Regions from separate parts of the Homo sapiens genome. Here all the other regions are linked to region 2. Evidence: chromatin contacts called from ENCODE Hi-C or POLR2A ChIA-PET data. All regions are on one chromosome and are shown on one strand. Each heading gives the region's core, a stretch centred on a gene start or an enhancer-like site at or near the end of the contact. The rest is flanking DNA. Distances are from core to core; before and after follow the strand shown. Region 1 overlaps RNF216 (ring finger protein 216). Region 2 overlaps WIPI2 (WD repeat domain, phosphoinositide interacting 2). Region 3 overlaps AP5Z1 (adaptor related protein complex 5 subunit zeta 1).

What was found. Hi-C counts contacts between places; a loop is a spot of excess contacts on that map. ChIA-PET counts read pairs that join two places held with the same protein, here RNA polymerase II (POLR2A). Pooled maps may share reads with other maps.
Region 1: a loop to region 2 is called in a pooled map, with 5 times the contacts of the local background. The contact joins two enhancer-like sites. A Hi-C loop is called at or near these places in 5 of 37 single-sample maps with no recorded cell type and 2 of 50 pooled maps. POLR2A ChIA-PET finds 5 or more read pairs at or near these places in 1 of 52 experiments (activated B cell).
Region 3: a loop to region 2 is called in a pooled map, with 3 times the contacts of the local background. The contact joins two enhancer-like sites. A Hi-C loop is called at or near these places in 1 of 50 pooled maps. POLR2A ChIA-PET finds 5 or more read pairs at or near these places in 2 of 52 experiments (PC-9 and activated naive CD4-positive, alpha-beta T cell).

Annotation. Positions count from the first base shown.
Region 1 is chr7:5,698,745-5,701,465 of GRCh38, reverse strand. The region is part of intron 13 of RNF216 (ring finger protein 216); the gene reads left to right. Among named protein-coding and RNA genes, the nearest start is that of MIR6874, 12 kb to the left of the region's middle. RefSeq lists an enhancer at 1-259. Within about 2 kb of position 1,350, at least 15 of the 41 ENCODE cell types and tissues checked have a DNase peak (open chromatin) inside an H3K27ac peak, as active enhancers do.
Region 2 is chr7:5,217,872-5,220,725 of GRCh38, reverse strand. It overlaps WIPI2 (WD repeat domain, phosphoinositide interacting 2), which reads right to left. Exons shown (of 13, transcript NM_015610.4): 7 at 2,712-2,804. Among named protein-coding and RNA genes, the nearest start is that of WIPI2, 29 kb to the right of the region's middle. RefSeq lists enhancers at 1,568-2,277, 2,288-2,367, 1,226-2,425. Within about 2 kb of position 1,250, at least 9 of the 41 ENCODE cell types and tissues checked have a DNase peak (open chromatin) inside an H3K27ac peak, as active enhancers do.
Region 3 is chr7:4,791,416-4,794,244 of GRCh38, reverse strand. AP5Z1 (adaptor related protein complex 5 subunit zeta 1) reads right to left here. Exons shown (of 17, transcript NM_014855.3): 17 at 1-2,829. Among named protein-coding and RNA genes, the nearest start is that of MIR4656, 4.2 kb to the right of the region's middle. RefSeq lists enhancers at 643-1,317, 1,422-1,501 and a silencer at 1,892-2,011. Within about 2 kb of position 1,549, at least 10 of the 41 ENCODE cell types and tissues checked have a DNase peak (open chromatin) inside an H3K27ac peak, as active enhancers do.

The DNA of each region.
Region 1 (2,721 bases), core at 101-2,600, 480 kb before region 2:
GCCCAGTGAGGATGGTGTGTGCAGATGTGCGGCCTCAGGAGATGAACGGAGATCCTAGAAAGGGGGAACTGCCTCCAGTTTTGTGAACCTGCTGCCACAAGAGCATGGAGTTCCCCTAAAGTGGGCAGGTGGAAAATCCCATCAGGGAACAGAAGATGACTCATCACTCACCACTCAACTCATTTCTACCAGCTCCCCAGTGTTCTGCCATGTAAAGGGGTAGATTTTTCAACCTGATTTTTTTGCTAACTGATACATTCTATAAGAAATGACAGCTCTCCTTTAGTCCACGTTATTCAAGTTCAGAGAAGGGCCCTGTGCAACCTGGGGAGAGCCACGTGCTGGGGGAGGCTGTCGTGTGTGTGCTCCCACTCTCAGGGTCTGCACTCTCTGTCCACAGCACTGCTGTGCTCCTTCTCTCAGGTTTCATGTTGATTTCTTACTCCTACTCAGAAGGTTTAGAATCTCAGGGATGACATTCAGAAGAAATGAGTACAGGAGGGGCCTAGAAACAAAGACGGCGATACGCTATACTAGAGAACTCCAAATTAGTTGCAGTGGAGAGATGGAAATCCAGGGTTTGTCTTCTTGGTGCATTGGGCATGAGTTTTTGTCCTACTGGGAGGGCACTGGTCATCCTGCCCACCCATGGCAGCGGGCAGGCTTGGATGCCAGGGCTGCTCACCTTGGACTGTCCTTGTGGAAGGACACACCTACTTGTCTCTTTGTTGTTGTTATTTTTGGTCTCTACTAAAACACACTGTCTGTAGTACTCACAGAAAAAGATTCTCTGTGGATTTTTAACGAGTTTCTATGGGTACTTAATTAAAATTTAGTGGCTCTTTTTGTGGTTTTGTGTACTAGTTAGCTATTGCTTCTCAGGCTTGTCACAGCCTGTGGGGATCAGAAGCTTGGAGTGGCCCTCTTTCTAGAAACCACACACCACCTATTAAGTTCCTTTGTATATTTTACTAAAATAATTTAATGACATTTTTCTGTGTCTGTGGCCTCATCAAGGGAGAGATGCATGTTAGAAATTTCACAATAAAAATCCCTCAAGAATTGATACCTACAAAATACCTTTTTATAAGAAATGTTTTACCTCCTTTTTGTCATTGCACTGATTTTGTGTTGTTAGGTGTCAGCATCCTGATTTGTTGTCATGATCTCATTGTGATGTCCTTGAGAAGGGGCTGTGTGTGAGTGCACGTGTGCGGCTTGTGGTGTGTGCTGAGGTGGAAAGTGATAGTGTTCCCTCTTTGCATTCTCAGCACAGAGCACTGCAGGGTTTCCAGCCTTCCAGGTAGAAGAGAAATTGTTGCTATGGTAATACCGCAAGCATGAAAACACCCCCTGTCCCCGTGGGTGTCTGTGTCAGGGCGGGGAATGTGGAGAAGGGGAACAGTAGCAAAGAGGAGTGTTTAGGGCATCGAGCAAGATGAGAGCAAAGCCTAAGCTGAAGCTGCTGTTGGGTGGAATTTCTTGTGTTTATCCTTGAATTCAAGGTCAGATTCCAGTTGCAATGTGGTAGCTGAGAACGTAAAAGGCCTTTTATTCCTCAGTGTCTTCCCTGACTTTGAGACAAAGATAAAGAATACAGAGGGTCTCTGTCACATCTCCAGTTCCCAGAGGCCACATGGCCTTCCCACAGACCACAGTTAGAAAATGTGCGTCTGTATCTGTGGCCAGTACATCACTGCAAGTGGAATCAACCACCCAGCCCCAGAAAGCCTGCTGCCCTTCATGTCCAGTGTAACAGGCTAAGGCAGCAGTCCCTGCCATCTCTTCTGAAACTAAATAACAGTTCGTGCTCTGTTTCTGTACAATTCCCCTGGGAAGATGGACTGTGAATATCCTTGGTAATGCAGAGCCGTGATGAGAAACGAAATCCAATCTGCTGAGGTAGTGGGTGAAGAACACAACAAAAAGCTAGTGTTCAATTCTGTCAGATCATCAGGGCCAGTATGGGAAGAATAGCTTGAGCAGGGAGTTTGGCATCATAGTTAAAACAGGCTGAGGTCTAGGTATTTGCTAATAAAACTCTTCCTGGGTTTTAGGGGCTTTTTACTCCTTATCTGCTCAAAGTCACACAGCTAGTAAGTGACAGCATCAGGAGTCAAATCCAGGGTTTCTCATTGTTATTTGTGTTTTTAGGTGTAATTTTGATATGCTGCATTAGTTTCAAGAGTCTTTATCTTTTGCAGATACAAACTGAAATATTTATAAATGAAAAGATTTGTAATCTGGGATTTGCTTCAAAATTATACTGAAGGAGGAGGGATGAGTGAACAGGTAGGGTATAGATAAGCTCAGATTGGTTATGAGTCGATCATTATTAAACACGATAATGGGTGCATAGGGTTCATTACATCCTCTGCTTTTGTATATGTTTAAAATTTTCTACAATAAAAAGTTAGTTTTAAAAAAAACAAGTCAAAAACTCTAGCTGTCTTCAGTGTTAGCTTTATCTGTGCTCTCATTGTTTTGGTTTGCTTTGCTGCTTTCCAGTTCACTCTTGGGGACTGGAAAGACCCTTATTCGAATGTCCTGTTTTGTGGCTTGTTCAGTTTTTTAAGAGATGAGAAAATGTGCAACATAACAGGAAAATGTTAACAGCTTTTTGTGAGAAGGTTAAAGAGCTCTTCATCCTAGAGGAGGGAAGGTTTCCTGTGTAGTTTCTCTGCACAAGATTCTTCTATATAAGTGGTAGGGACCTGGTGT
Region 2 (2,854 bases), core at 1-2,500:
GACAGGAGAAACACTAGAGTCCAGGAGTTCAAGACCAGCCTGGGCAACATAACAAGACCCCACCTCTACAAAAAACAAAAAAATCAGCTAAGCCTGATGATTCGTTCCTGTTGTCCCAGGAGTGGAAGCTGCAGTGAGCCATGATCATGCCACTGCACTATCTCTGTGTTTGTAAATAGTAAAAAGTGGCTGGGCGTGGTGGCTCACTCCTGTAATCCCAGCACTTTGGGAGGCCAAGGCGGGTGGATCACGAGGTCAGGAGTTCACGACCAGCCTGGCCAACGTGGTTAAACCCCATCTACTCAAAATACAAAAATTAGCTGGGTGTGGTGGCGCGCGCTTGTAATCTCAGCTACTCAGGAGGCTGCGGCAGGAGAACTGCTTGAACCTGGGAGGCAGAGGTTGTGGTGAGCTGAGATCATACCACACTGCACTCCAGCCTGGGGGACAGAACAAGACTCCGTTTCAAAAAAAAAAAAAAAGCAAAAAGCAGCAGATGACCTAAGTGTAGAACACCAAGGAACTGTTTACATAAATTATGGTAAACTCATACAATGGGATAGTATACAGCTATTAGAAATCAGAATATAGGCCAGGCACAGTGGCTCACTCCTGTAATTCTAGCACTTTGGGAGGCTGAGGTTTGTAGATCGCTTGAGCTCAGGAGTTTGAAACCAGCCTGGCCAACAGGGTGAAACCCCATCTCTACAAAAAGTACAACAATTAGCCGGGCGTGGTGGCAGGTGCCTGTAGTCCCAGCTACTTGGGAGGCTGAAGTAGGAAGATCACTTAAGCCTGGGAGATGGAGGTTGCATAGAGCAGAGATTGTGCCACTGCACTCCAGCCTGGGTGACAGAGCAAGCATGACCCTGTCTCAAAAAAAAAAAAAACTGGTACTTGAGAACACTTGGTTCTCTCTGGATGGAGGGACACAAACTGAGCTTGTAACATTGAGAATTAGAGAATGAACTATTTTCTGCATCCATATACAAAAATAACCACGGCAAAGGTTTTGTCCTCTGCAGCCTAAACTTTCAGATGAGACATAATTTTGTGGCGCACGTCTACCGTGCAATACTAATTAATTAAGAGTTGTTTTGTTGCCACATGACCGCAAGATTCTTGAAAGCAGGATTAAGTCACAGGCCTCAGGGGGCCTCAGCACCTGGGACAGAGCGGGGCTGGGAAGGCCTTGCTGCTCTCACTCCACAGATGAGAGCATTCCATGTACAAGCAATCAAGGTTCCTCTTTATAGTCCAGAAAAAAAAAAATCTATTTTTATGGGCCTTAAAATTCCATCAAGTACTTTTGGGCCTTTATAAGAGCTACTAAAGAAACATTAACAGTGAGACTTTGATTAGTCAAAGGGTAACAGAATTTCAGGGCCATTTCAAAGGGAAAAGAAAAGGACAAGGTGCTATTGGGATAGTCTAGCATAATTAGAATCAAAGTCAGACTTGGAGTCTGACCCCTCTGTTGCTGCCCAGTTGGGCGGCCCCGGGCACACCGCTTAACCTTTCTGAGCCCTTGCTATGAAACAGAGAACTGTTTACCTTGCTGAGGGGAAACAAATGAGGTAATGAAGATAAAAGATCCAGGATAATTCACGACCCAGAAGTGACCCATAAGCGGTGACATCATTATTACAGAACTCGGGTGTGAGACTGAAGAACAAAGGCCCAGGCAGGAAAGCTAAGGAAGTGAGCCGACGTTTTATTGTATCTTCTCTGGTCAATAGTTTGAGGGGAGAGATGGCTTGAAAGGGGAGGCTATTTTAGGATTTCAATGAGAAGCAAAATCATATCCAAATCAAAGTAAAGGTCATCGGTGGCCAATGAAGAGCGGAGAAAACGGAGGCGGGAGAACAGACGCGACCTCAAGACAGAAGAATGGAAGACGCAACTTTCAAGAAAAGAGGAACTGAAACGAAAAGAGAGGCACAGTCCAAATGAGGAAGAGAACAAGGAGCCTTCAGTCTCCTGGGGGCCAGGGAGCCTCGCCACGCGGTCACAGGTACACGGGGACATTTAGAGGCCATCTCCTTTAAAGCCAGACATTCTTCTTACTGGAATCTCTTGAATTCATAGTTAGAAATACATATAAAACATTGATACATGACTTAAATACACTACTACCTACGGCAGCAACATATTAGAAACAAAGTCCCAAAAGGGTGATGTTGACATGAATCACAACTAAATACTGCGCGGCCATTACAAGTGTTTTTGAACTTAGACAAATGTCATGCAGAGTGAAAAAGGATAAATTATACCCATAGTAGGATCCCAATTTTGTTGACTAAAGAGAAAATGAAATACACTGAAATGTGTTCAGACTGGCTGGATAGAATTCTGTCTTTGCTTTTTCACATTTCATCACTGTCTGGGTTCTTTACTGTTATGTGGTAGTTTCATCATTTAGAAACACACTGGGTGAGCGGTGTGGTTACACACGGCACTTCTGTCTCCTCTGGACATTTCTGTATTTTCTACTACAAATGTGGACCAGCTCTCCCGTCCCAGTGGCACACTGCAAGCTCCGCTCACTCTCGGGCAGTACACGCCTGTGGCCTGACAAGTGGGTGGCTGTCTTTGCTTCTCCCGGAGCTGGTAAGTATAGGACCTTGCCTCTAAGGTGGCTGTGTGAACAGAACTGAAAAAGTCTGTGGACGCCTTGGCACCAGTGCTCCCCCGGGGAAAAGCAGACTCACCTTCTCCGAAGCCGTGGCAAGTTTAGTTCCACTTGCGTCAAAGGCCAGTGCCGCTAAAGGACTGTCGTGAGCCGGAATCATGTTTGCAGCTCTCTGAAAAAGGGACACCAATAAAGAGTGGCCACCGCACAGTGACCGCCCAC
Region 3 (2,829 bases), core at 300-2,799, 430 kb after region 2:
TCTGTTTTGACAGGGTGCTGATTGGTGCGTTTACAATCCCTGAGCTAGACACAAAGGTTCTCCATGTCCCCACCAGATTAACTAGATACAGAGTGTTGACAAAAAGGTTTTCCAAGTCCCCACCAGAGTAGCTAGATACAGAGTGTCTATTGGTGCATTCACAAACCCTGAGCTAGACACAAGGTGCTGATTGGTGTGTTTACAAACCTTGAGCTAGATACAGAGTGCCAATTGGTTTATTTACAATCCCTTAGCTAGACATAAAGGTTCTCCAAGTCCCCACCAGACTCAGGAGCCCAGCTGGCTTTCACCCAGTGGATCCTGCACAGGGGCTGCAGGTAGAGCTGCCTGCCAGTCCCGTGCCCTGCTCCAAAGGCACTCCTCAGCCCTTGGGTGGTCGATGGGACTGGGTGCCCTGAGCAGGTGGCAACACTCGTTGGGGAGGCTCGGACTGCGCAGGAACCCACGGAGGGGAGGGGGGAGGCTCAGGCATGGCGGGCTGCAGGTCCCCAGCCCTGCCCCGCAGGAAGGCAGCTAAGGCCCAGTGAGAAATCGAGCACAGCAGCTGCTGGTCCAGGTGCTAAGCCCCTCACTGCCCAGGCTGGCGGGGCTAGCCGGCGGCTCCGAGTGCGGGGCCCACAGAGCCCACGCCCACCCGGAACTCGCGCTGGCCCGCAAGCACCGCGTGCAGCCCTGGTTCCCACCGCGCCTCTCCCTCCACACCTCCCCGCAAGCTGAGGGAGCCGGCTCCGGCCTTGGCCAGCCCTGAAAGGGGCTCCCACAGTGCAGTGGCGGGCTGAAGGGCTCCTCAAGTGCTGCCAAAGTGGGAGCCCAGGCAGAGGAGGCGCCAAGAGCGAGCGAGGGCTGTGAGGACTGCCAGCAGGCTGTCACTTCTCACTTTCACTTAGCATATAATGTTTCTAAGGTTTATCATCTTTTCTGTAAATCTGAAAAACTATTCTAAAATTTCAGTTTATTTAAAAAAAAAGTTGAGAGCTGGTGAGCTTTGCCCTTTTCCCAGCTGCCTCCTGGAGGCCACCTGAAGGTTGCTCCTCCCTGGGCTGGGGTCATGCCCTCCGAGGCCCTGTGGCCATGAGCTCCTCCTTGTCCCTTGGATGAGCGGGACGGCCCTTCAAGTCACACTCCCAGTCCTAAGCCGGGCGCTGCTGCACAGGCTGCGGACTTAGCACCAGCTGGCCTGGGCGGTGGCCCCACGAGTGCCTGGGAGCTGGGAGCCAGGACACCCCCGACGCCTTCAGGTCAGGGAAGCCCCGCCCCAGGGCAGGAGGGGAGCTGCGGACTCAGTGGGAGACTCATTCCGAGCCTAGGGGCAGCCCCACGCTCTCTGAGCTTCGGGATGAGCCCAGCAGCGCCCCCACACCCACTGCTGCAGGCGGGGTCGTGCACCGCACTGGGAAGTGATCCCGAGACCCGCGCACTGGCACGCACGCCTTGGTATGCACAGTTGTACACGTGCGCTGCTGTTTCCACGTGGAAACACAAACACAGTGCTGCCGACGGAAGCGCCTGCCAGCGCCAGCCTTTCCTGCGGCCCCGGCTCAGCGGCCCTGGGCTGTCATCGCAGGCCGCGGGGGACACCAGCCGTCCTGGAGCTCGGAACGCGACCCAAGGCCCAGGCTGTGGGGCAGGCGAGCGCTTCCTGGGCTGGAACCTGGCGGTGAGGACCCCGCGGTTCGGCTCGGGCATCTGGGGAGCTCCTGAGCCCGCACGGTGTCCCCTGCTCCGTTCCTTGCGCGTCACTCGCCCCCTCCATAGTCCTGAGGCTGGGCAAGGGGCAGGACCCTGCAGTCGCCTTCAGCCTGTGGTTTCTTAGTCGCAGAGCTATGGGGGATTGGGGGCGGGGCCGAGGCCGGAGGGGAGGTGGGCGGGGCCAGAGCAAAAGAGGAGACCGGGGGCGGAGCCAGAGTGGGGAGGGGGAAGAGTTTGAGCCTGGGGGCGGGGCGTGAGGCTCTCGGGGCGGCGGCGCCCCCTGGCGGCTGAGCCCGTCCCAGGCACCGGGCGGAACGTGCGACACAGCTGTGCCTTGGTAGTCCGGAGGGTGGGACCACAGGGCCCAGGAAGGTGGCGGGGCTGGGGCCGCACGCCCAGACACCTCCCCTTCGCGCGAATCCAGTGTTCTGAGCTCCACTCAGGTGGCTCCCTGGGGCCTTCCCTCCGAATGGCCAGAGGCCGCAGCCTGCATAGGCCATGGCGCTTGCAACCCTCCCCCGGTCCCCTTCATCTTCAGGCTATTCAAGGGCATCAAAAGGGGCATTGACAAGCGCACCACCCAGAGCGGTGACCACACCCGGGAACTCGCGCCGCTGCCTTCCGGGCTGTGCACAAATGACCTGGTTTCTGTAGCAGCAGTGGCACGCCGGGCTGAGCCTCCAGGACTGGCAGCAGCTGCCAGGGGTTCCCATCCCTGGTCCTCTCCCCAGGGTGCAGGGCAGGTAACGGAACTGATCGCGCACTCTTCATACAGACGCTTATTAAAGGAGATTTACTTTTACTGCAGCTCTTCTTGCCCATCAACTGTCCAAAAACAAAAGACTAGGAAACAGACCCAGCAGCCTCCACCCGACCCAGCCACAGGGCCTCAAGCCTCCAATCAGAGCCGCTCCATGGCACCCCTCAGCTCAGCTCAGTGTTGCCTGGGAGCAAAAGGCTCGGAGACAAAGCCCAGAGGGTGAGCAGGGGGGCCAGCCCCGCGTGTCTGTGAGGGTGCCAAGCCCACCGTGGGCCTTGCCTCCTCTCCCAGGACTCCCGCGCCCTCCTGAGCTCCTATCAGCCTGGCCTCAGTAGCAAGCTGGCTGCCCAGGCTCTTAA